Regions from separate parts of the Mus musculus genome. Here region 2 is linked to region 1. Evidence: chromatin loops called from intact Hi-C (ENCODE). Cell type or tissue: left cerebral cortex. All regions are shown on one strand.

Evidence for each region. A loop is a pair of places that touch in the nucleus more often than their neighbours do. Peaks named below come from ENCODE experiments on the same cell type or tissue, not always from the same donor. Only the 100,000 strongest peaks of a DNase experiment are listed, where the experiment ranks them.
Region 2: a loop joins it to region 1, with 2.7 times the contacts of the local background. A loop is called at or near these places in 2 of 42 quality-filtered maps.

What each region holds. Positions count from the first base shown.
Region 1 is chr3:20,817,431-20,825,430 of GRCm38, reverse strand. It overlaps Gm31552 (a long non-coding RNA gene), which reads left to right and starts at 3,070. Exons shown (of 4, transcript XR_389614.2): 1 at 3,070-3,132; 2 at 3,232-3,413. In left cerebral cortex, no CTCF peak of the experiment used is centred here; DNase peaks (open chromatin) are centred at 3,021, 3,528, 3,930 and 4,493; H3K27ac peaks cover 4,532 bases.
Region 2 is chr3:20,885,681-20,893,680 of GRCm38, reverse strand. No RefSeq gene overlaps it. Among named protein-coding and RNA genes, the nearest start is that of Gm31552, 67 kb to the right of the region's middle. In left cerebral cortex, no CTCF peak of the experiment used is centred here; DNase peaks (open chromatin) are centred at 463 and 3,282; H3K27ac peaks cover 1,137 bases.

The DNA of each region.
Region 1 (8,000 bases):
TTTTAGCAGCTGTGATAGGGAAAGGGGTATTCATGATGCTCTGCCCTTCTTCAGTCCTTTATAGATAATGGCTGTTATATGGAGAGGTTCAAAGGCCCCATACCTCCAGGAGGATATTTAAGCTATTAACAGTTGTGGGAGGGGGAAAGATATTTTCTTCACTAGTATAGCAATTTTTAATTTACCTATGGTACTAAAAGTAATCTCACTAAAACCTGTTGGTTCACCTGTGAAGTTGAAAGCAATCATCTTGGGGATCTGTCACTAGTTAACTCTCTGGTGTGAGTAAAACCACTGTTTTGCTTTCCAGAGAAATTTTACAACAGTATTCTGGTGTCATGGAGCCCAGATTGAAGGATAGAAGGCAAACTAAAACCACAAAGACAAGTGAACAGAAAGTAACATGACTGGCGACAGAGTTTCAATAAATTTGGGGACTGTGATTGAAATCCTTCATATTTGTCATGATGGACCTCTAAGGAAAGTACAGATAACAATACCACTTTCATTTTCTGTTTTGTGTATAAGTAACATTTTATCCATGGCAGGCAAGCTGGGATACAGGTTTATAATAGTCAAAGAGTTTTCATCGTTTGGTTTCATGTACCCTTCCACTCTATCTACCCTAACTAGAGCAAAGCAGGAAGAAGCAAGCAGTGACTTGGAGGACCACTTAAAATGTGAATCCATGTTTGTTTATGCTATATTATTGTAAATGTTCTGGCTAATTTTATGCTAACTTGACAGAAGATGGAATTGTCTGGGGGGGCAGGATCTCAATGAAGAAATTGATTTTATTGTAGAGAATCTTGTAGGACATTTTCTTTGTAATTGATGAGGGAGGTCTCAGCCCATTGTGAGTGGTATGACACCTAGGCAGGTGGTTTGGATGCTATGAGAAAGCAGAATGAATTAGCCATGAGGACCAAGCGAGTAATCAGTATTTCTCCATGGCCCGTACATTAGGTCCTATATCTAGGCTCTTTCGTGTTTGAGTTCCTACTCTGACTGCTCTGAATGATGGACTGTAATATGAAACCGTCAGCAAAAAGAACCCTTTCCTCAACAAGTTATTTCTGATTATGATATTTCATCACAGTAAAAGAAACCCTAACCTCAATACTATGTCAAAAAGATAATTGCGAGTCAGGAGATACTGAACACAGTGATGGCAATAGGTTGGGAGATAAAAATTGGAAATGAGGGTAGCAGCTAGTAAACAAGGCAGAAAGAGGCGATGTTTGATGCCTCCAATGGACCTGCTGCATGCTCCTTTCCATAACAGTGCGCCAAGACCCAGGTCACATCCAGAGTGGCAGAGATTGCACTGCTATTAATGCCTTCTATAGGATCCTTCTATAGAATCTCTAAGACCGTTATAGCATATTGAGATGGGTCAAGTATCTTTAAACACATAGTTATTCTTTCATAGTTCTAGATGCTGGGCATCTAAAATCCAGTTGCAAACAGGGTCCCTTCGACAGTATTAGATAATAACACTTCTTCTTTAGTTCCTGGTATGCCTTGGCTGGTGGATGACCAGTGTGATCTCTGCCCTCTTGTATCTATGTTCAAATTTCTCTTCCGAAAAACAAAACAAAGCCAATTTTAGTTGAGTGGAGTTTCAGTCTAGTACAACCTTATCATCACCCACTTACATATGCAAAGATCCTACTTCCCCATAAGGTCACACCCTCAGCTTCTGGATAGTTAAAAACATGGACAGTATTCATCCTAGACTACCTCCTTGTGGGTTGGGAGGCTGGATTTCAGGCAGGCTCAAAAACTATGTTTGCTATTCAAAGAAACAATCTGGAATTTAAAACCAGATCTTTCTGACTGCCATCCTCTACTGTTTCCACTATACAACAAAAATAAACACTCCCAACATACCTATCATACTTGATTCTATATGGCAATACTGCAAAATAAAGAAGGCTGCATGTTACCTATATTTTCGCAAAGGGAAAAAATTACTTCCTTGAACTTTCTGGTGTTTGTATCTGTCTCCATAACAACCCATTTTATCTTTCATGAGTGTGATCACTTTATCCAAGTTGCTTCATTTCTGTCTATTTGTATGTAACACAGGGAAACTGCATGGATGGTGCTACTGATGAGTGGGACAGAAAGAAAGATAAGGTATTGCTTGGAATACAGGGTTTAGCTGCAATGTTTGAACTTAAATTTACTCTCAGAGGCCATAGCTTCAACATAGAACATTTCTTTAGAGAAACAAGCCTGTTAAACTATCAGCAGGCCACTTTATCCATGGATGTTATCAGAAGTAATGTTCATGACCTATGAATGTCATAAAAACCAACAAATTTGAAACACAGTGCAGTTTTATAATACTGAGTTGTTACAATAAGTATTCAATAAATAGTGATTAATATGTAGCCAATGAATGAAAATATGGCTAGAAAGATGGCTTGGTGGATAAATTACTTGCTTTAGAGCTGTAAGAACCTGAGTTCATATTCCAAGAACCTACACAAATCTGAATATAGTAGCAGGAGTTCCTAATACCAGCATTCCTAACTTGAAATGGGAATAGAGAGAGAATCCTCATATTCTATAAGTCTAGTAGTTTTAACCACGATTTAAGGTGCTGCATGTTATTGCACACATCTGTCAATGCTTACATAAGAGCACAAATGTACACACAAGCATGTATGTGCACATGTGCAAACAGTGAATGGGGAGCAGAGAGAGAGAGAACAACAATAATTCATATAAATATAAGCATGCAAATTAGTTGTTTTTAGGCCCTTGTGCATTTAAATTGATTTATCATTACATAGGCTGGGGTTTCCAAACATAAAAATGGTTGGAGCTACAAAGACCTTCAAAAGAGCCTGACAGACACATTAAAATCAACCTTCTTTATAAGGCTTATGACACCTTTCAAGTTCAGTCTGCCAAATGAGATGGGAAAGTGTGGATAGCTCTTTTATTCTTTTTTCCCTTTCATCACAAGCAAAGCAACCTCTGCTTATATAACAGTCTTAGTCAGGATCACCCAGGCACAGCTTGACGAGCTGTCAGTTACTATTTGTGGCTTGCTTCCTCCCAGCCTTCCTCCTGGGAGACTGGCAGGACAGAGCCATGTCCACTCTTCCTAGTTTTCCTGTAAAATTTTTGATCCAGTTACCTTTCTTTGTTTCTTTGTTTCTGTGTTTCTTTCTTCCTTTGTTTTCATCTTTTCTTTCTTTCGTTTTATCTTCGCAGTGTTAGTCCAGTAAGTATTTATCGTCTAGAGCACGTGTTTGTGATGAAAATTAACCCAAGAGACTAGAGACCTAGAGACCTTTGAAAGCAAACATAGCAAGCCTGAAAAGAAGAAAGTTGTCGTTCACCTGTGACTGTGCTCCAAATCACACCGACGAAGAGCAACCACAGCACAAAGGATGGTAACATTTTTTTTTATAACTAATTTTAGCTGTGGTGCCACCTACACTCCTACCCAAGGAATAAAATCTTGCTATTCTTCCTTTCTTATTAAAGTATAGCAGGGCTCTGGCATCTGTGTGGAAGGCACAGTTTCTGTATCAGAGAATTGTGGGACTCCTGTTGGCAGTGACAATTTACTTTGTATAACCACAGGAAAACTCCAGGATGCAGAGTCTACAGACTTCCTCAGAATGTATTGCTTTTCTCCTGACATCCAATTCTCTCCTTTCTTGTCTGTATTTTTCAAACTCGGAACATCTCACCAGCTCATCAGCTTTGTCTTTGCTGTTCATGCTGCAGACTCTGCAGTCCCACCTAACTTTGGTTTCTGTGTCTGTCATTAGAGATTAGGCAAACATCACTGCAGTACTCATTGGCCCTCTTGTTGCTCCACGCAGTTCACCTGCTTCCTCTTGGGGCTTCATTCACCTTCAGTCACTTTCATACCTTTCAAGTCTATAATACTGATTCTCAACAGTCAACACAGCTACTTAATATTGTTACAGATATGTCACTTCCTAAGGGGTTTTCCCAATTCCCAAGCAAAAATCTAGCCATAGCGCCATTTCTCACTCCAAGGATGAGAGTATCTGTCCTTACATCCCTCTGTATGCCAGAAACTGACATTTGGGCTACAGTAAGATATTGAGTGTCTGCTCAAAGGAGAGTAGAAGAGAGATATGAAATAATTAACATAGAAAACACAATATGTGACTGTGGAATAGGAGAGGTCTTCTCTGGAATATCAGGACAATGAAATGTCTCCAGAAAAGGTGATACTTGAGATAACAAACAAACAAACAAACAAACCTTCAAGATGATGAAGGCCTTTCCTGGATGAAAAAAGGAAAAGGCAGGCCCCTGCAAAACAAGCACTAATTACTATGACAGAGTGCTGGAAACAGGGATATCAGACCCTGGCCTGAGCTTCCAGTTAGCTGCACTTTGTGTGTGTGTGTGTGTGTGTGTGTGTGTGTGTGTGTGTGTGTGTGTGTGTTGGGAGGGATGCTAAAGGGAGTTAAAGCAACTGCCTAGTCTAATCTTGCATTACTGTATTTCTAAGCATTTAGGTGATTCATCCATGCTGTGTGGAAGAGATGCTAGCTTCAGAGTATACTGAGAATGTACTTCTGCATCACATCTATATTAGATTAATCTATACCGTTTGGCTTTGAAAGAATGGCACTCTATAGAACTTAGCATAAGCACTATGACACTGGAGCATAGAATTGAAATTTTTCCTAAGAATAGACTCTGCTGCAAGAAGCCTATCCACAACGTCCTTGTAGACTTCACTTTCTATTCGGAATTGGAATTTCACCTTACATGCTGAAAGAACACACTGCTCTTACTATCCTTAGGTCACTCCCCACTGTTTTATTATTGCCTCTTCATTATGACTTTGACATCAACAAAAACCTTGGTGTTTGACAGAATCTATGAAATGCATCTGACATCAGTCCTGTGTATCCCATCAGAGAGCAAAAGAAATAATGTTTATTATCTCATTATGTACCCATTTTTACTTAGAAAATGGTTTGTTCTGGAAGAACAAGAGGTTGTATTATTTTGAATCCTCTAATTTTAAGTCTGATCAATCACTTGATTGCTTTCAATAGTTTTTAAATAACTCATGTATATATATGTGAATGTATGTGTGTGTGTGTGCTTGTGTGTGTGCTTGTGCGTGCGTGCACACATGCACGCTTGTTCACACATATGTTGAGCATATGGGAAGTCTGGAAGAGAGTATTGGTTTTCTTGTTTTCCTGGAGATTTTCCTGTAGGGATTGCAAACTGCCTGAGTAGGGCTTCTGAGAAACAAACTCAGGGCTTCTGAAAGAGCAGGATGAACTCTTAACTGCTTATGCCTGCTTTCTTTTGAATTACTACCTCTCACTTGTCAAGCTACACTCTACTAATCTAAACCTATTACAGCCATAACCCTGCCATCCTATCATAGCCTGGGAAACCTAATATGTCTTACCAGAACGAACAACACATTCATTAGTAGATGCCTTTATAATTTTGTTCCTCATGTCTCAACTGGAAGGCAGCATGAATTACAGAAAAACTGTGTATAAGACCTGGTTCTTCTTTGTGAAGCTAGTCTAGTTACCAGTCTAAATCCACAGGATAAAAAGCAAGCTCAGCTATGCTTTCTTCTCTAGGGCAATTTAGGCTAGCAGTCAAGCAATTACTGCCTGGAGCAGAAGAAAGCTGTCCCCACAAGTAGACAGCTGGGGAGCTGTGAATTAGCTTTTCAACACCTGAAGTCTCTATTAAAGAGAGTCAATGGCCCTGCTTTGAGAATAGTAAGGAAAGCCTGGGGTTATATGAGGTACCTTCCTTCACAGTAATTTTTCACTTTTATAATTAGTAGTGAACCATTATCTTTGATATCATAAATAAAAAGGTACAAGGGGGAACTATGTTATCACATACATATTCAATTCAGGGTTGTCCATGACTAGAAAGAGTACTGCATAAAAATAGGGATGGCTTTTCTATAAGACTTTTAAAATCAATACATATTGCCCAAGACAGATTAGGCCACATCCAACTGAATGTGATGCTGGCTTTCAAATAAATCTGCATTCTACAGTGCAACAAAGGACAGCCATCCCCCACTGGTGGAATCAAATCCAGTGGTTCTCACATTAAAGTTGCCGGTCACATTCAAATTAAACTCCTCCTTTGGTTCTGATGGATTGGAGAGGTTTGGGTGCTCTCAAACATACATTGCTAACAAATTCTTAGGTGATTAACACACTAATTGATGAGGATTACACTTTGGAAAGTCATGATTGCTGGTGCATACTATAACCCCAGCACACAGGAAACAGAGAGCACACTAGTCTACATAGATATACTCCATCTCCAGAAAGAGAAGAAGAGAAAGAGAGGTGGCAGAGAGTCATGAGTGTGCTGCATCCAAATTAGAGATTATTCTTATCCGGCTATAAGGGAAAGGAAATCACCCACTTAACTTCAAGACAGACAGACAGACAGAAAATAGATTCATGGGTGGATAGATGAGTAGATGGATGGATAGATGCATAGATGAGAGAGAGTAGGGAGAGAGGTGAGGAGACATCCCTAAAGAACACTTCATAGCAGAATAGACAATTTGAGCGAAAAGTAAATGATCTCTTTTGAGGGTAAAAGGAAAATGTAAAATAATATTTTGAGAATGCATTTGGGTTAATCAAATTGGCAAAATTTAGCTAATAGAGGCTCATATCTATAATCTCATCACTCAGTTTCAAACAGGCAGGTTGCCTTGAGTTTGAGACTTGTAGAACAAAACAACCTGTAGAATGTTAGTGCTAAATATTTCCAAAGGTCAGGGGAAAAAAAAGTTTACAGTAACTTTTAAAGTTTGTACTTCTAAGTGTATCCTGAGGTCTTGTTCATTCCATTTGTACTCCACTATCTCTAAAATAGTCTGAAAGATAATAGCTGTTGGGCACAAGACAGACTGCACAGCAAACTGAATGTGGGCAGTTTACAAATTACCTACCTCAAACTCCTCTGTATCAGCAATTATGTCCTGATAGCTACAGCAGTGAAAATTTCTGTTACCTGGTTTTATGGAACATTACTATGGATACTAGGCACTCAGAGACACATACACACAGAAATGGTTTTTGTTTTGTATCGTTTTTGTTTTTGATTTTTTTTGTACAGATTCTGTGTAACTCAATTAAAACCTCATGGGTTTTATTCTTATATGATCATATTTTAATTGTTACTGGGCATTATTTACTGTGCTTGTAAAGAAATGGTTCATGATGGCCCAATAATTTACTCTTCTGGGAAGATGCAACATGGACCCTGAACACCTAGTGTTGTTAGAACGAAAAGTACATCTTCACAGTGTTTACTGTGAGACAGACAGAGATGTCTCCAAAATGGCAAAAAGAGAAGCCAGGGCTCTGAAGGATGTCACAAGGCATCTCATGATAGGTTCATTTGTAGGAGAGACAGACAGAGAGACTCTAATGGGAGAAAGACCTACTGAGAATGGCCAAGATAATCCCCAACAACTTGTTGGTTGAATTTCTTTTTTTTTATTAGATATTTTCTTTATTTACATTTCAAATGTTATCCCCTTTCCTAGTTTCCCCTCCAAAATTACCCTACCCCCTCCCCCTCCCCCTGTTCCTCTTGCATTTCTACACTGACCCTCAATAAATTCTCATTTGTTTATTGCTGTTTTAGCCATTCAGGAGACCTTGTTACTCTTGCCAATTAGTTCTTAAGAGCATAAGCATATCTTGGCAGTAACCAAACCATTCCTTCTGATATAATTTTATCTGCCTTATTATAAGATATTTAGTATTCCTGATGTAGACTTTGAATTTTATGCATCTGGTAATATATATTTGTTGTATATTGAATGTGTCAACCATAAATATGTATGTAGTATTTGTGTGTATTTATATGTATGCATGTGTATAAAATTTAAGACAACCTTCAATTTTTAGGAAAGCTTATTAATGATATTAAACTAAAAATAACATATTTTTTATGTTCTGTTCATG
Region 2 (8,000 bases), 68 kb before region 1:
AATATTTCTTACTCCCTACTTATTTCTCAGAATCTGTCAGGCAGTTGCCATAGAAATGCAGTAGAATTTTTCCTACATGTGTGAGACTAAATTTTGAATGTGTGCATTATTTCTATTTTTCAACACTGGTGGATTTTATTATAACAAGAGGATTAGAGAAATATTTTCAGCTAATCTAAAAATGTCAGAATTTCATCTTTTTTCCAAAGCAATCTTTTAAGTTTAGTAGTAGTCCTATCAAAACATTCACAGCACCATCTTTTGATAGAAAACCCTGCTCCACCCCATCATCTCCATCACTGAAACATATTATTTTAATTTTTGCAAGCTTTTTAAACACCATGGCAATTTACAGCTCTCTCAAACATAGACTAGCATTTCCCTATCTTCCAGTCACATGCATTTCATTGTTGTTTTTAGATGAGACCAGCTGCCTTCTGATCACTAAAATGTCAGAGACAGAAAAGAAGTCATTTCCACAAGAGAAAAAAAAAGTTAGATATTCTGGGAGTCAAAACTCCCACAGAATTCTTTTTAAATCTGCCGAAGTGTTTCTCCACTGAATGCACACAGGTGACTGCTGTCAGTGGCAGTGGCAGTTAGAGATGCTGTGACAGGCATGTCTGCCAAATAGTCACTTCTCAGGTCTTCTCCAGTTTGTATTTACAAGGAAAACAAGGACTCTTGTTCTTAAAGAGAAAAAAAAAATGAAAAACAACATGCAATCTACATGTTAGCTGCCTGCAGCCATGGGTGAATCAGGAACCTCACTGGATAGTATTGTTCTCATTTCACAAAGTGAGTTTTTAATGTGTCATTCAGCAAGGAAGGTCTCATATGCAGTGCGATATTAAAACACTGCCATGCTTATGATCATAATTGTGTCCAGTAGGAAGGCATTCACAAGTGAATGTCAAACTCTAATCATACCTCCAATTAGGTAAGCATTCTCCTCCCACAGGAAGCCAGGAAGATGCTGAAAGATGAGTGGATAACTTTGCCTTGATCATATCCTGTTCATGAGCCTTGCAGAGATTCCTAAGAATGTTACTATAAAGTATACTTTCATATTTAAGATTGACTTTAAAGTAATATAAAATTTTAAATCATATTGGTGTAAAACATTGAAAAATGCCTCTTTGGTTACTTCAACTGGTTATGTTTGAACAGTTTTACTTAACTATTGTGCTCTCTCTCTCTCTCTCTCTCTCTCTCTCTCTCTCTCTCTCTCTCTCTGTGTGTGTGTGTGTGTGTGTGTGTGTGTGTGTGAGAGAGAGAGAGAGAGAGAGAGAGAGAGAGAGAGAATTATTTGTGTGAACAAATGCATGTGTGTATATGGCAGGTGAATGTGTGTGGAGGAACCAGAGAATAAGTTCAGCTGTTGTGCCTCAAGCATGGTTCATCTCTCAAAGGCCTGGAATTTAACAAGGAGGTGAGGATAGTCAGCTAGTGAGCCCCAGGTATCTGCCTGTCTCTGCCTTTCACAACTAAAATCATAAGCATTAACTACCACACCCAACTTCCTTACATGGGATCTGGCATTGAGCAATGATTTTCAGCATGTAGGCTGTATTTCCTGAAAATAAAAATAAAATAAATCACCCATGTTACTTGGAATGTGGTGTGAGGTTTTCTTCCATTTTAAGAGTCTCCCTAAATTACTTTATACATATAGCTTGATTATAAAGAATGATTTATATTGAGCTATATATGGATAATGCTCTTTAAAGATTTTAATATACCTCTAAAGATACAAAGCTTCATAAGAATGTTAAATTAGGAAAATATTAAAAATTGTAATAACGTAAAATAAGAGAGAGAGGAAATATTGATTCTTTAGATAAAATGGAAAACATTTAATGTCCTAAAAGGATACGCTTAATTACTCTTGGCCTAGTTATGTCACATTGAGCGAGAGTACTATAAATATACAGGTACTCAATAAATGTTATTTTTTCATTAACAATGTTCATTAAGTTACTTGTTATATATTATTTCTGACTGTAAAGTCAGTAAACATTTATTGTCATTTATTGTAATGACATACATAGTTCAATACCAATGATTATGTATAAGTTATTGCAGGAGATGGTAATAGTGACCTATGTGTGTCCAAAGAGCCTGGTTATCAAAGATCTCTTTTGGGAACCAATCTATATCTTCCCCAAACTATAATTTTTTAGCACTTCTAAATCACATAAAATTCTTTTTCCATTAGTTTATGAATAGGACTTTGTCGGCAAGGAGAGAATGTCAGGTCATAATATTTACTACCTAGTTTACTTTCCAGATTGTTTCTCTCAGTGGGGGCTGAAATGATGGCTTCCCTCTAACCCATCACCTTCTTTTGAACTTTAGGGGCATGTACGCACATGTTGTACACTAATAGACATACACACATAGATACATATAAATAAAAATTAAAATGATTTTTTTTTCTTAAAGAAGACTATAGTGTAGAGCCCAAACCTCATACAATTAAAGGCTTTGGGGCTGCTGAGATGGCTCATGGGGGAAGATAGCTTGTCATCAAGCCCAATAATCTAAGTTCTCTTTCTTTTATCTGCATTTTGGGATGAAAAAAACTGACTTTTGCAAGTTTTAATCTGTCATCCTCAAGTACAATGTGTTACACATGCCCCCTTTACACACACACACACACACACACACACACAGAGAGAGAGAGAGAGAGAGAGAGAGAGAGAGAGAGAGAGAGAGAGAGAAAGAGAGAGAGAGAGAGAGAGAGAGGAGAGAGAGTGTTAATATTTATATTATATGAAGCTAGAAGAAGCCAGTTTTCCAAAGATATTGTCAGCATGGCCCCCTAAAAACCACCCGAAGGGGCCAATTAGATAAACTTAAACCATCTTTACATCCTTATAATATAAATTTATTTCTAACTTTACTCATTAGTCAGGATATGGAGGGATAGTTTCTCTATAGATGCTTGGAAATTTACAGAATGACTGTGCTAAAAAGTACCAATATTGCAAAATGAATTTAAGGGGAAGGCTGTAGTTTAGTACAACATCGTTTAAATACCATACCTGAAACCTTGCCATTTTCCTGAATTCTAAAAGAATGACCTTCTGTATGTACAGCCTTCATACAGTTCAGAAGTGATCTCTTGGTGACAAACTCCCCTTCTACCATCTGTTAGCAGCTTACCTAGCACTGTAACTCCCATGACACAAGAAGCACAGCTTTCTCTCTCGGTGGACAGTGGTGTCGGAAACAGTTGCCTAATAAATATGCTGGACTTCTGGGGATCACTCCCCTTTCTGTTCTAATATTCTCTTATAACTCTCATCTACTTAAGTCTTATGAGCATTTTCCAGAGTCCTCCCCCTGCCCTAGACAGTTCTAAATATGTAGCACTTTCTCTATAATTTCACAAAGCTGAGTCATATAAATACTGCTGATTTGAAAATCTTTTGTATTGCAGTATTTTAAAATGTTGTCAGTAAACTGGGGTCAGTCTAATCTACTTCCCCAAAGGAGAGGGAATTTGAAGGGCAAGCCTGGATTTCTACTAGGAACATAAGACCTCAGGCTATCAAGAACTGGCTGTTTAGTCATAGCATGATGGGGTCAGTGGTCTTTTACATATTCTTGACATATTCTATTTTGGAAAGTGACATTAAAGGGTAAGACCCTGGCACAGAGCAATAATCTAGGCTCAGGAAGACATTTTGTTTTTAAGTTCCCAAAGGAAGGAGAAACAAAAATAAGGTAAAATAAGCAATATTTGAAGAAATATTTGCCAAGTGTTTCTAATTAAACAACAGAATTAAATTGTAGATTCAATCATCTCTATGCAACAAGTAAATATAAATGTAAAAAGATGTCATAGTCAAACTGCTAAGAAAAATACAAAATGTTACTAACTCTTCTTTAGAGTGGTAATAATTAACAATAGCAATACTGAGAACTAACTTTTCAATAGAGTATAATAGCCTGAACAGAGTATAGAAACAGCTTTTAAATGCAAAATAAACAAAGAAATACAAAAGCCAAAAATATATGTCCCCCTTGTTATTCACAGCTCAAATCATGTTAAAAATTAAGGAGAAAACAACTCCTTCAGATGGAACATGAAACTGCAAGAAGCAATGGCAAAATAAGAGAAAGTGTGTTGATTCTGTACTTACAGACTGATGGTCTGAGTAAGATAGGCCCTCATAGACTCATACATTGCAATACTTAGTTCACAGTTGTTGGACTACTGGCAAATATTAGAAGGTATGTGACTATGGGTCAGTACATAGCTTTCAAGCAGAAAATCTTGGTAGCTTCAGCCACCTGGCTCTGGCTTTACAGTCAAGAAGAAAAGGGCGCTTAGAAATCTTTCTCTTCATTTAAGTAAAGTCAATGACACCAGGCATTTGTCAAGGCAGTCACTACATGAAGAGTTTGAAAGGCCATTGCATGAAGCTGAGAAGGTGAAACCTGGACTTTGCTGGAGACCCTAAAATGTTGGAGATACCAGAGTCATAAAATACCTGCCAGTGCTAACAGCTCAAGAGATAAAAGTGTTTTTCAGTTCAACAAAGCTGAAAGGAGTTGGAGATCTGAAGAGCACTTTGACATCAGCTTGGAGATAGAGAATTTGGAGTTTGCTTTGGTCAAGCATTTTCTCTTTATGCACCTTTTCTTATTTGAAATGGTCGTGTACATTCTATGTCATGGTATGTTGGAAGAAAATGGTCTGTGTTTTCTTTTTTCCTTTTTTCTATTGTATATGTCCTTTATTTACATTTCAAATGATATATTGTCATTCCACACATAGAAAAAACCACTATATCACCCACTCCTTGTTTCTATGAGAGTGTTTCCCCACCCATACCCCCTCGCCACCCTCACATTCCCCTACACTGAGGTATTGAGCCTTCACAGGATCTAGGGCCTCTCTTCTCATTGATACCTGACAAGGCCATCCTCTGCTACAAGTGCAACTGGAACCATGGGGCCCTTCATGTATACTCCTTGGTTGGTGGCTTAGTTCCTGAGAACCCTGCGGACATGGGGTCAGGGGGAGGGGTTTGGCTAGTTGATATTATTGTTCTTCCTATGGGATTGCAAACCCATTCAGCTCCTTCAGTCCTTTCTCTAGTTCCTCCATTAGGGACCCTGTACTCAGTCCAATGGTTAGCTGCAAGCATCCACCTCTGTATTTGTCAAACTCTGGCAGAGCCTCTCAGGAGACATCTATATCAGGCTCCTGTCAGCATGCACTTCTTGGCATCCACAATAGTGTCTGGGTTTGGTGACTATATATGGGATGGGTCCACAGGTGGGGCAGCAGATGTTGGCAAGGCTGTGGAGAAAGAGGAACACTCCTCCATTGTTGGTGGGATTGCAAGATGGTACAATCATTCTGGAAATGAGTCTGGTGGTTCCTCAGAAAACTGGACATAGTTACTACCTGAGGACCCAGCTATAACACTCCTGAGCATATAACCAAAAGATGCTCCAACATATAACAAGAACACATGCTCCACTATGTTCATAGCAGCCTTATTTATAATAGCCAGAAGCTGGAAACAACCCAGATGTCTTTCAGCAGAGGAATGGATACAGAAAATATGGTGCAATTGCACAACGGAGTACTACTCAGCTATTAAAACAATGATTTTATGAAATTCACAGGCAAATGGATGGAACTAGAAAATATCATCCTGAGTAACCCAATCACAAAAGAACACACATGGTATGCACTCATTGATAACTGGATATTAGTCTAAAAGCTCAGAATATCCAAGGTACAATTCACATACCAAATGAAGCTCAAGAAAAAGGAAGGCCAAAGTGTGGGTGCTACGGTCCTTCTCAGAAGGGGGAACAAAAATACTCACAGGAGCAAATATGGAGACAAAGTGTGGAGCAGACTGAAGAAATGGTCTCCATTTTGCTCTTGTTTTGAAGAGGTTAGAGTTAAGAGTCTTAGAGGAGACTTTGAACTTTGGGCTTTTAAACGGTGTTTAGGCTATGATAGAGTATGGGAATTTTTGAAATTGGACTGAATGCAATTTTATATTATGAAAAACCCTCCATGGAAGCCAGAGGGTAGACTTTGGTGTTTTCAATGTGAATGGTTCCATAGGCTCATATAGTTGAATGCTTGGTTACCAGTTGATGGACTGTTGGAAAGTTTGTAAAGATGTGGCCTTATTGGGGGAACTAAGTCACCAAGAGTAGGCTTTAATGTTTCAAAAGTCCATGTCAGGCCCAGTATTCTTTTTCTATCTGCCTGCAGAGTAGGATGTAGCTCTCAGCTACTTCTCCTGGATCATGCAGTCCTAACACCATGTTCCAGACCACAATGATAAAGATAGCATTGAATTGTAAGTAAGCCCCAAGTTAAATGCTTTCTTTTATAAGAATTGCTTTGGTTATAGTCTCTTCACAGGAAATGAACAGGGACTAAGACATAGACATCTGAAAATAATAAGAAAATGCAATTGATTTAAAAATAGATTTAATAAAAATTAGATAAAATAGCAATTCAAAAGATATGAGGTCTATAGTTGATTTTTCTCAAGCTCTTGTATTGTTTATGAATATAAGTATATGCCCTGACAAAAGGAAATTAAACAAAGAAGACATTAGTAAAATGGAAAATACTCAAGAGCATGATATGCTGAAAGATGAGCATGATAGTCAATAATGGGATGATGGAATAAAATTTGAACTAAGGAGCAAATACTGTCAACAAGATAAAGAGTATAAGTCTGAGCTTTCTTAATGAAATATTTGAAATGAGCACAAAAAGGTTGAAATACAACACAAAACAAGAGCAATAAAGCATAAAACAAGCAAACAGAACACAAAAGACAAATAACATATATTGAGAGGAAAATATTTTTTGCAAGTAGCTAACAAAAATGTTTATATTTCTATATTAATATCAGCCACATACATTTATAACAAAAGCCCTATTAGAAGTGATAATATATTGCTTATAATAGCAATAGGATAAGCCCAGTAGAATTGTGCACAATTCTCTTTTTTTTTTTTTATTATATTGTAGTAATGAACAGTACAGGAAGAGAGATATATATCTTCACATATTGGGAAATTTTCATTCACCATCTTCTGTAAGTACCTGAATAAACACAAACCTGATTAGAAAGATGCAGTATAAACAGAAACATTAGCAGACTCACTTTAAATACTGATGACTGCAGCTAAACAAGTACACAATAACAATTCTACTTAGGCATAAATGAACTCTTAACAAAAATAGAGCATATGCTACACTATAAAGTAAGACCCACAACTATGAAGAGCTGAGATCACATAGTGTGTTACTGAACGTCAGTAAAACCAAATTGGAAATTAGCAATGAGGAAAGGGAAAACGCCATCCCACTCTTGACCCTGTTACCTGACCTAACCATTTCAGGTAAACATTATCTATTGTGCTTTGGCTGTACATACGCAACTTCACAGAACGGCAATAGAAAAGGTCATTCTATGGCAGAGAAGCACCTGAAAAAATGTTCAACATCCTTAATCATCAGGGAAATGCAAATCAAAACAACACTGAGATTCCACTTCACTCCAGTCAGAATGGCTAAGATCAAAAACTCAGGTGACAGCAGATGCTGGCGAGGATGTGGAGAAAGGGGAACACTCCTCCATTGTTGGTGGAATTGCAAGCTTGTACAACCACTCTGGAAATCAGTCTGGCGGTTTCTAAGAAAATAGGACATAGTACTACCGGAGGATCCCACAATACCTCTCCTGGGCATATATCCAGAAGATGTCCCAACCGGTAAGAAGAACACATGCTCCACTATGTTCATAGCAGCCTTGTTTATAATAGCCAGAAGCTGGAAAGAACCCAGATGCCCCTCAACAGAGGAATGGATACAGAAAATGTGGTACATTTACACAATGGAATACTACTCAGCTATTAAAAAAATGAATTTATGAAATTCCTAGGCAAATGGATGGACCTGGAGGGTATCATCCTGAGTGAAGTAACCCAATCACAAA